Linked DNA regions of Homo sapiens: region 2 is linked to region 1. Evidence: chromatin loops called from intact Hi-C (ENCODE). Cell type or tissue: heart right ventricle. All regions are shown on one strand. Links, peaks and the distances in the headings refer to the core of each region. The heading gives the core; the rest is flanking DNA. Region 1 overlaps NUP133 (nucleoporin 133). Region 2 has its middle 71 kb from the start of RHOU.

Region 1 (5,380 bases), core at 309-5,308:
CCGTTGTTTAAATTTGTAATCAACCATTATGCTTAGGTAGTATACACTGTGATGAGTCGTGTAAGAGCAAACCTATAAAAAGATTCTGTTAATTATGATGAAATGTCCAAATTATTTTACTTACAACATAATCCCTGAATTACCTGTACCTTTTCTGTATGACTTTGGTTGATCATTTGATGCTATTTATAGTGTTTCAATAAGTATATGAATAATTGGTATGGACCAAGCTTGTCCAACCCACAACCCATGGGCTGCATGCGGCCCAGGATGGCTTTGAATGCAGCCCAACACAAATTCGTAAACTTGCTTGAAACATAAATTTTTTTTTTTTTAACTCATCAGCTATCATTAATGTTAGTGTATTTTATGTGTGGGCCAAGACGATTCTTCCAGTGTGGCCCAAGGAAGCCAAAAGATTGGACACCCCTGGTACAGACAATACGGCAAACAGCTCGTGTATATGCGGAGTTGCTATCATAGGATGGGTGCAGTTTTTAGTCCAATAATTAAGAATATTCAGATGCCTTTACCTCTAAACTATACTTTGTTATTTTGCAGAGTATGATTTTTGAGACCACTACAAAGAATGAAACTATAGCCCAGGAAGATAAAATCAAGTTGCTGAAAGCTGCCTTTCTGCAATACTGCAGGTATAACATGTTTTTTAAATTATGGATTATTTTATGTGTGAGGATATGTTTTACTGACATGTGCTACTTATTGACTGGTGGGAGCAAGTTGGAGGAATGATGCTATCAAGAGGAGAATGTTTTTTTGAGCTTTAGCACTTTAATAAACTGTTCTTCTGAACTTAGTAGCCATGGGAGGGTTCCAGCTAGCTAGGTTAGGGAAAAAACATGGGCTCTAACATACTCTCTCCACTTCATGAAAAACAATGTACCATTAAAAATGGTGATCATGAAGACATCTTGCAAGGGTCTTTTACGTATAACGTTAAGGTGCAAATAAGTTGCTTACAAAGTTTTTTTTTTTTTTTTTTTTTTTTTGAGACACTCCGTCGCCCAGGCTAGAGTGCAGTGGCGCGATCTTGGCTCACTGCAAACTCCGCCTCCCGGGTTCAAGCGATTCTCCTGCCTCAGCCTCCCAAGTAGCTGGGACTGCAGGCGTGTACCACTACACCTAGCTAATTTTTTTATTTTTAGTAGAGATGGAGTTTCACCATGTTGGCCAGGCTAGTCTCAAACTCCTGATTTTAGGCTGACTCCTAAAGTGCTGGGATTACAGGCGTGAGCCACCACTTCCAGCCGCATGCAAAGTTTTATTGGTAATATTAAAGAATTATGGCCTGGTGTGGTGGCTCACACCTGTAATTCCAGCACTTTGGGAGGCTGAGGCAGAAGGATCTCTTGAGCCCGGAAGTTCGAGACCAGTCTGGACAACATAGACCTCATCTCTACAAAGAAAAATTTTAAAAATAATTAGCCGGGCATGGTGATGCACGCCTCTAGTCCCAGCTACTCAGAGGCTGAGTTGGGAGGATCATATGAGCCCGGGAGGCCAAGTCTACTGTGAGCCATAATCACACCACTGCATTCTAGCCTGAGTGACAGATCAAGTCCCTGTCTCAAAAAAAGCAAAAGAATTAGACCTGGCCTATTAGTTGAGTTTTGCTTTACGCAAAATCACCACAAACCTTAGTGACTCATTTAACATAGCTGACAATTCTGCAGTTTGACTGTTGGGGCTGGACTCGGGGCAGTTTTACTTTTCGGAGTAGGCTCACTCATTTTGGTCTGCAGCTGGGCTGGCTGCTCTTTACCGTACTCACATTTCTGGGCCATAGGCTGGCCAGCTCGCTCTCTATTCCTGTGATGTCTCCTCAACTAGCAGGCTGCCCTGGGCTTATTCATGTATCACAGGGTTCTAGAGTGGCAAGAGAACAAGTGTCAGTGCACACTCTTTAAGTCTTTGCTTGGATGGCGTTTGCTAGTGTCCTGTTGGCCAGAGCAAGTCCAGCTGTAGTGAGAGCGTGCCTAAGCAGATGCGCGTATGGGGTGGGGAGTGATTGTCCTCACTTGGTCACACTTGCTGCTCTAATACTCTTCTGGGTTTAAGGCAAATGCAGATTTCAGTTTATCTTAGACATGTATTCTGCTCATGTATTCTGGTACTTTCCTTAAAAGGTATGGCAAATTCACATTTGAATAAATACTCAGGAAAATGGTGATCCAGCCCCCCTGCTCTGCCCCTTGTTAGCTGTGGGAAACTTTGGACAGATGCTGAACATTTCTGCCATTGTGTTTCTGTTTCTTCCTTTTCGAAGTATTGAGTGGGGTGGGAGTTAGCATGGCTAAAGGATCATTAGTTTATCGTCAGATCTTTGTTTTGAAGGAATATACTGAGTGTACTACCTTCATTTCCCCCAGTTCTGAGCCCATGGTTCCATAATCCCACTCATACTGGTGTCTGATGCATAGCGGCTCACTCACAGAGACAACAGATTCCAAAGTGCTTTTACAGTTCTAACATTCTGTACCTCGTGATCTACTGAGCTTAGTTTGTCACCAGAAGGGGGCACCATTAGGCAAGTTTTTTGTTTCTGTTTAAAATTATATTCTTTTAATCTTGTTCTTTTACATGGTTCAGTCTTCAAAAATCTCAGTTGAAGTACTGTGTTTTTATCTTTCACAAGTTTATCCTGTAATTAAAATTCTGTCACATTTGTGGCATCTCAAAATGTAAATGATAATGCAGCAAGTGACCAGTCATTAGATTTGTTTCCTGTGGCTGCCATAACAAATCACCACAAGCCAGGAGCTTCAAACAACGCAAGTGTCTTCTCTCACAGTTCTGGAGGCCAGAAGTCTGAGAGCGAGGCATGAGCAGGGCCCTCCCTCTGAAAGCTCTGAGAAAGGATCTGTCTTCACCTCTCTCAGCTCCGGGTGGCTGCTAGCAATCCTTGGTTTGTAGATGTGTCACTCCAGTTTCTGCCTCCATTGTCACGTAGCTGTCCTCACATTCACATGGCCTTTTTTTTTTTTTTTGAGACAGAGTCTCACTCTGTCATCCAGGCCAGAGTGCAGTGGTGTGATCTCGGCTCACTGCAACCTCTGCCTCCCTGGTTCAAGCAATTCTTCTGCCTCAGCCTCCCAAGCAGCAGGTGCACACTGCCATGCCCGGCTAATTTTTTGAATTTTTAATAGAGACGAGGTTTCACCATGTTGGCCAGGCTGGGCTCAAACTCCTGGACTCAAGATCCACCCACCACAGCCTCCCAGAGTGCTGGGATTACAGGTGTGAGCCACCATGCCCAGCCCACGTGGCCTTCTTATAAGGACATCAGTCATTGGATTTAGACTCATCATAATTTAACAAATTGTATCTGCAAAAACCTTATTTCCAAATAAGGTTGCATTTTGAGGCACTGGGTAGATATGAATTTGTGGGAGACACTATTCAACCTGGTGTAGTCATCTTAAGATGTTTTACAGGGGAAAATTATTAGGCACAAGAAGGGACCCCTGATCTAAGTCCTGAGCAAGCAGTACCCTCAGGAACAGTGTCATGGGCCCTGTAGCACAGCTGTGCTGAACTCATCCTGCCCAACATGGGTGAAGTACTATGGACTTAATAAGGGATGATTTCTGGGGGAGTGTCAGCTAGCTCTCTTAAAGATGTAGACTCCTTACAAACAGAATTGTGGTGCCTTTAAAGCTGGATTTCTCAACCCCATTAACATTGTCATTTGAGGCCGGGTGTGATGGTTCACACCTGTAATCCCAGTACTTTGGAGGCCAAGGCAGGCAGATCATTTGAGATCAGGACTTCGAGACCAGCCTGACCAACATGGTGAAACCTTGTCTCTTCTTAAAAAAAAAAAAAAAAAAAAATAGCTGGGTGTGGTGGCACATGCCTGTAATCTCAGCTACTCAGGAGACTGAGGCAGGAGAATCGCTTGAACCCAGGTGGCGGAGGTTGTAGTGAGCCGAGATCCCGTCACCGCACTCCAGCGGTGCATTGTAAGCTGTTTAACAGCATCACCAGCCACTTCCTGCTAGATGCCATTAGCACCCTTTCCCCCAACTTGTGATGCCCAAAGTTATCGTCAGACATTGCCAGATGGCCCCTGGGGTCACAATTGGTAGATAACACTTTTAAGTGTGACTGTCTGTTTAATCTTTTGCTAAGGTAATATTACTGTTTTTATAGCATCATTTCTTTGAAATTGATTTTTATGTTATTTTGGTTTTCATTTTATTTAGCCCAAAAAACACTAAATCTTTTGTTCATGAGAGTTTTGGGGAACTTTTTCTGTAATTTTTTATTAAATCTTGCCATAGTCACCTTTGTATTTTCATAACCTGTAGCGTGACTGGGTCACCAGCTTCACCCTGGCCTTTCACGCTTTCAAGAGTTTTTCTGCGTTTCTCCAGTCAGCTGTGTCTCCTGTTCTACCAAGGGACCATGACAGCCCTTTTCCAGTCTCCTCCCACTTCCCTCAGACTTAGCAGAGGACTTAACTTCCTACTTCACAGAGATCACAGAAGCCCTTGATAAGAGCTCCCTGTACCTCCTAGCTTACTAGCTATGAATGTATCTGGATCCCAAATCCTGTTCCTCTTTCCCTCCCAATAAAGTAGGAAGTGTACTCTTCTTCCTATCAGAGACTGCTCTTTGTTTTGAAGGCCACTCTCTCCTGCTTCACTTAAGACTACATCCTTTCAGTTCTCCCTTTCCTCTGTCCTTTGACCTTTCTCGTGCTGGCTCCTTCTCATCAGCAATTAATCATATTTAGTCTGCCATTTGTAAAAAGACCAGTCTTTGACTTTGCGTCCTTTGAGTTACCACCTTATCTGTTTGTTCCTGTTGATGGCTAAACCACCTGAAAGGATGTCTACATTCTCAGTTGTCGACCACATTCCCTCTCTGTCTACTCCCTCGGTGATCTTTTCTCCTCCTTGGCTTCATTTGCTGAAGAAACAGATGTACCATGACCCGGGCCATTATGTGAAAATGGAGAGTGTCCAGCAGCAGTACATATTTCATAGGCACTTGAGTTTCAACGTATCCAAAACCGAGCTTATCTTCTCCAAAGCTTATTCTTCCATCCTTACCCCCTGCTCCAGTGACAAGCACTACCATCTCTTCAGTTCAAAGCAACAACAGAGGAGTCATTCTTATACAGTTGTTCCCCCTTACCCACAGGGGGATATGTCTTAAGACCCCCAGTGGATACCTGAAATTGCATATAGTACTGAATCATATATATACGTTTTTCCTATAGTACCTATGATGAAGTTTAATTTATAAATTGGGCATCCTAAGAGATTAAGAACAATAGTAATAAAACAACCGTAACAATATACAATTGACCTTTGAACAACACGGCTTTGAACTGTGTGGGTCTACATAATAT
Region 2 (5,380 bases), core at 94-5,093, 820 kb after region 1:
TAAGATTCAATGCCTCTGCACCTTTTCCCCTCCAGCATCTGCCTCCTCGTGTCTAAGTTTGCCTTTCAAAACTCTGTCAACATGTTAGTTCCTTGAGCTCTTCCTGGATGCCACCAGGCAGTTACTGATCCCTCCCTCTGGGCTTCCACTGTTCTTTAAACATCTGTAACATGTTTTGTGATTATTGATTTATTTTTATGTCTTCTGTTATTTAACCACTTGCTCCAAGGATGGGGTCAGTCTCTGAATCCCAGCACTGGAGCAGTGTCCAGAAAAGAAGAAGCACTTCCTTGTTGGTTAAATGAACCTATTTAGGTGTTAAAACATATCTCTCAGGTGAACTGATAGCAAGCTCATGACAGAAGTTTATTTCACCCTGACTACAAGGAAAGCTATTTCCAACAGAGCCAGCTCAGATTTCCTTCTGTTAGAGAGCTTTCGATAGTTAAAAAATAATAATAATAACAGACAAGTGAGGCTAAATTGCCTTGCTAGATGAGGCACAAGAAAGGTAATGTTTTGCGCTAAAAGTCACTATGCAAATCTCAGACCCTGGGTCAGCCACCTGAGTTACATTCCACAAAACTAGGTGGGGAAATCTCTGGGAGGGCTTTTCTAGTCTCGTTACATTCCATGAGGGAATTGCTGTAACATTTTACAGGAAATGCTGGATATTTATCCAAAAGCACAATAAATTTTGCTCCAGCCTACTTTTTCTCTGGTTTTAGTCCTACTTAGTACCCAAGTAGCCTGAGTCTTGTGGAATGGGGACTTTCAAGTCTTCAGTCACAGGGGTGCACATTCCCTGCTGGCTTCCAAACAGGGGCTGCCACACCACCCTGAGCAAGAATACTCTTACACTGGAGGCTAGGAAGGATAGGAAGGGAGGGATAGGGAGAGATTTGTTAAAGGATACAAAAAAACAGATAGGTAAGGGGAATTAGTTCTAGTGTTCTATATCACTGTAGGATGACTATAGTTAACAATAATATATTATATAGTTTCAAACAGTGAGAAAGAGGATATTGAATGTTCCCAACACAAAGAAATGATAAACCTTTGAAATGATGAATACACTGATTACCATGATCTGATCACCAGATATTATTTGTATCAAAACATCACTAGGTACCTCATGACTATGTACAACAACTATTTGTCAATTAGGAAAAAATAAAATAAATTTTTAACAAAGAATGCTCTTAGACCAGGCACGGTGGCTCACACCTGTAATCCTAGCACTTGGAAAGGCTAAGGTGGATGGATCACTTGAAGTCAGGAGTTCGATACCAGACTGGCCAACATGGTGAAACCCTGTTTCTACTAAAAATACAAAAAAATTAGCCAGGCATGGTGGTGCACGCCTGCAATCCTAGCTACTTGGGAGGCTCAGGTGGGGGGATCACTTGAACCCGGGAGGCAGAGGTTGCAGTGAGCCGAGATCACACCACTGCACTCCAGCCTTGGTGAGAGCAAGGTTCTGTCAAAAAAAAAAGAACACTTCTAGATGCTGGGGTGAAGAAGGCTTTTGTCCATCTTGTGTTAATTATGACCTTTTTATTCTGTATTTTTGATGCTTTGACATCTTGGGGCCTTGCTGACCCTGGAGGGACTGCTTTCTCCCAGGGTAGAAGGTATTACTATTTGAACCACTAGACTGAGTCAAAATGATCTGTCCTCACCAATGTGGATAGGCATTATTCTTCCAATTCCTTGAAGGTCTCAACAGAACAAAAAGACAGGGGAAGGACAAATTTGCTCTTTATTCTGGAGCTAGGACATCCAACTTCTGCTCTCTGACATCAGAACTGCAGGTTCTCAATCCTGGGACTCTGGGACTCATATTAGTGTTCCCCATCCCACTCTACTCAAAGATATATTACTGTCCCCACTCCACTCAAAGATATATTACTGTTCCCCACTCCACTCTACCAAAGATACCTGATTTGAGTCACTCAGAAGACTAGGTAGGGGTTTATTGAGGGAGCTGGCAACCCATCCCCGACATGTGTGACCCAGCCAGAACCAGAGCAGTAGGAGCCTCACTGCCTTCACCCTAGTGCTGCCACGTAGAGCAGCTAGAGCCTCTCCTGTGGACTCAAGCCTGACAGTGGGAGTTCCCTTGGGAAGGTAGGATCACCTTCACCTCTTTATCTTGGTTTCTTTATCGGTACAATGGAAATGGTAATAATAGTACCTAAATCTTGGGGTTATCATAAAGATTAAAGTAATTAAAGCATGTGAAGTGCTTAGACCATGCCTAGTGCATAGCAGGCACTTTATAATCATTTACTTCAATAAAAACATAGGTCCTGGAGCCAAAGGCTTGACCTTAATTGATATGTGAACCAGGTAAAAGTCACTTAGCCATTCTGAGTTTCAGTTTTCTTATTTGTAAAATGAAAATAAAATAGTACCTATCTTGAAGGGTTTTCATGAAGATTAAATAAGCTAATAGGAAGAAATCACCATAACAGCCTGGCACCACAAATGTTAGTTAATAAAGCTTGGCAAGCCGGGCACGGTGGCTCACACCTGTAATCCCAGCACTTTGGGAGGCCGAGGCGGATGGATCACCTGAGGTCGGTGGATCACCTGAGGTCAGGATTTCGAGACCAAAATGGCCAACATGGTGAAACCCCATCTCTACCAAAATACAAAAAATTAGCCGGTCATGGTGGCAGGCGCCTGTAAACCCAGCTACTCGGGAGGCTGAAGCAGAAGAATTGCTTGAACCTGGGAGACGGAGGTTGCAATGAGCTGAGATTGCGCCATTGCACTCCAGCCTGGGCAACAAGGACAAACCTCTGTCTCAAAATCAATCAATCTTGGCAATGAACACGGGTTCCTCCTGGCAAAGGTTTTGGCTCTGTGGGGTAATGCTGCCCTCTGCCGGACAATTTGGTTTCTTGCTTTGTTTGTTTTAATAAACTGTTGGGTTTTTTCCCAAAGTCCCACCCCACCTAGCAAAAAGGTTAACATTCTTCATAAAGATTATTTTCTCAGAATACGTTTCTGAGAAAATGAGTACAAACATGATTTGTTGATTCGCTATCCGCAAATGGCTTTCCTCATTTGAGGAACAAATGAGCCACTTGGAAGCTTACTTGGGCTGCAATTTTATTTCCAATTTTATCTTTATGAAGAAATCCAGGCCGAGCGCAGCGGCTCACACCTGTAATCCCAACACTTTGGGAGGCCGAGGAGGGCCGATGCCCAGGAGTTCGAGACCAGCCTGGGAAATATGGAGAAACCTCGCCTCTACAAAAACTACAAAAAATTAGCCGAGCCTGGTGGCACACATCTGTAGTCCCAGCTACTCGGTAGGCTGAAGTGGGAGATCACGCGAGCCCGAGAGGTCAAGACTGCAGTGAGCCGTGATAGTGCCACTGCTCTCCAGCCTGGGCGACAGAAGATAAGAAAAGAAGAGAAGGGAAGAGAAAAAAAGGAGAGGGGAGAGGAGGGGAGGGGAGGGGAGGGGAGGGAAGGGGAGGGGAGGGGAGGGGAGAAGAAAAAGAAATCCAGCTATGTTGGCCGGGCGTGGCGGCTCGCGCCTGTAATCCCAGCACTTTGAGAGGCCAAGGCGGGTGGATCACTTGAGGTCAGGAGTTCGGGACCAGCCTGGCCAACATGGTGAAGCCCCGTCTCTACTAAAAATACAAAAATTAGCCAGGTATGGTGTCGCGCGCGCGTAATCCCAGCTACGTGGGAGGCTGAGGCAGGAGAATCGCTTGATCTCGGGAGGCGGAGGTTGCAGTGAGTTGAGATCATGCCACTGCACCCCAGCCTGGGGGACAGAGTGAAATTCCGTCTCAAAAAAAAAAAAAAAAAAAAAAAAAGAAAAGAAAAGAAAAGAAAAGAAAAACAGAAAAGAAAAATAAAAATAAAGAAAAATAATGTCAGCTATGTGTTGAGATATTGCTGCTTAATTTTTTTTAACTTTTCTTTTTTCTTCTTAAACTCAATAGTAAGAATATGCTTAACTTTTCCGATTTTCCTTATTATTGCTTTCCTATGAGTTGAGAATATTGTGATAAGTGCCTAGTCTGGTAATTTGCACACACATTGTATTCTCTTGTTACAGTTACAGTGTGATAAAATAAATAAATGAAAAGTCATAGCATGGCAAAAAGTATAGCACTTGAAACACTGTAGTGTGCTAGTTGCCTCACTGTGGTTTGTGATGTGTCTAAAGCAAGGGGAAATAATGAGAACACCACACAAGGTCTCTGTCCAGACTATTCAACTCTGATCTTTGAATCACAAAAGCAGCCGTAAGATACATAAATGAATGAGTGCAACTGCGCTGTCATAAAACTTTATTCATAACTGTTGAAATTTGAATTTCACATAATTTTCAAATACTACAAAATATCATTCTTTTTATTTTTCTCAATTGTTCACAAAAGTTAAAACCATATACAAAAACAGGCAGCTGACAATTTGGGCACAGAATCTGTAGTTGTGGACCTCTGGTCTAGAGTCATCCACCAAGAGCAGCCAGATCCCGAGGGGACAGAATGGTGATTTAAACAGAAATATCATGGGGACACTATTGCTGCATTCTTTAGACCCTTGAGGGTGTCACTTATCTCTGCCATTCCCCTTGATGCAGCATTTTGTCTTGTTCTCTCTTGACTAGGGATATAGTTTTTTTAATGTGCAGAACATGCAGATTGGTTATATAGGTATACATGTGCCATGTTGGTTTGCTGCATCCATTAGCTCGTCATTTACATTAGGTATTTCTCCTAATGCTATCCCTCCCCCAGCCCCCCACCCTACAACAGGACCCAGTGTGTGGTGTTCCCTGCCCTGTGTCCAACTGTTCTCATTGTTCAGTTCCCACCTATGAGTGAGAACATGCAGTGTTTGGTTTTCTGTCCTCGTGATAGTTTGCTCAGAATGATGGTTTACAGCTTCATCCATGTCCCTGCAAAAGACATGAACTCATCCTTTTTTGTGGCAGCATAGTATTCCATGGTGTATATGTGCCACATTTTCTTAACCCAGTCTATCATTGATGGACATTTGGGTTGGTTCCAAGTCTTTGCTATTGTGAATAGTGCTGCAAATAAACACTCGCGTGCATTTGTCTTAATAGTAGCATGATTTATAATCCTTTGGGTATATACCCAGTAATGGGATCGCTGGGTCAAATGGTATTTCTAGTTCTAGATCCTTGAGGAATCGCCACACTGTCTTCCACAATGGTTGAGCTAGTTTACACTCCCACCAACAGTGTAAAAGTGTTCCTATTTCTCCACATCCTCTCCAGCACCTGTTGTTTCATGACTTTTTAATGATCACCATTCTAACTGGTGTGAGATGATATCTCATTGTGGTTTTGATTTGCATTTCTCTGATGACCAGTGATGAT

What was found. Peaks named below come from ENCODE experiments on the same cell type or tissue, not always from the same donor. Only the 100,000 strongest peaks of a DNase experiment are listed, where the experiment ranks them.
Region 2: a loop joins it to region 1, with 6 times the contacts of the local background. A loop is called at or near these places in 22 of 110 quality-filtered maps.

What each region holds. Positions count from the first base shown.
Region 1 is chr1:229,479,327-229,484,706 of GRCh38, reverse strand. It overlaps NUP133 (nucleoporin 133), which reads left to right. Exons shown (of 26, transcript NM_018230.3): 12 at 562-653. Among named protein-coding and RNA genes, the nearest start is that of NUP133, 26 kb to the left of the region's middle. RefSeq lists an enhancer at 4,853-4,902. In heart right ventricle, for the core only: CTCF peaks have their summits at 2,342 and 2,548 (motif pointing right); no DNase peak of the experiment used is centred there; H3K27ac peaks cover 1,172 bases.
Region 2 is chr1:228,662,085-228,667,464 of GRCh38, reverse strand. It overlaps a transcript of RHOU not described here. Among named protein-coding and RNA genes, the nearest start is that of RHOU, 71 kb to the left of the region's middle. In heart right ventricle, for the core only: CTCF peaks have their summits at 2,686 and 2,885 (motif pointing left); a DNase peak (open chromatin) is centred at 2,864; H3K27me3 peaks cover 965 bases.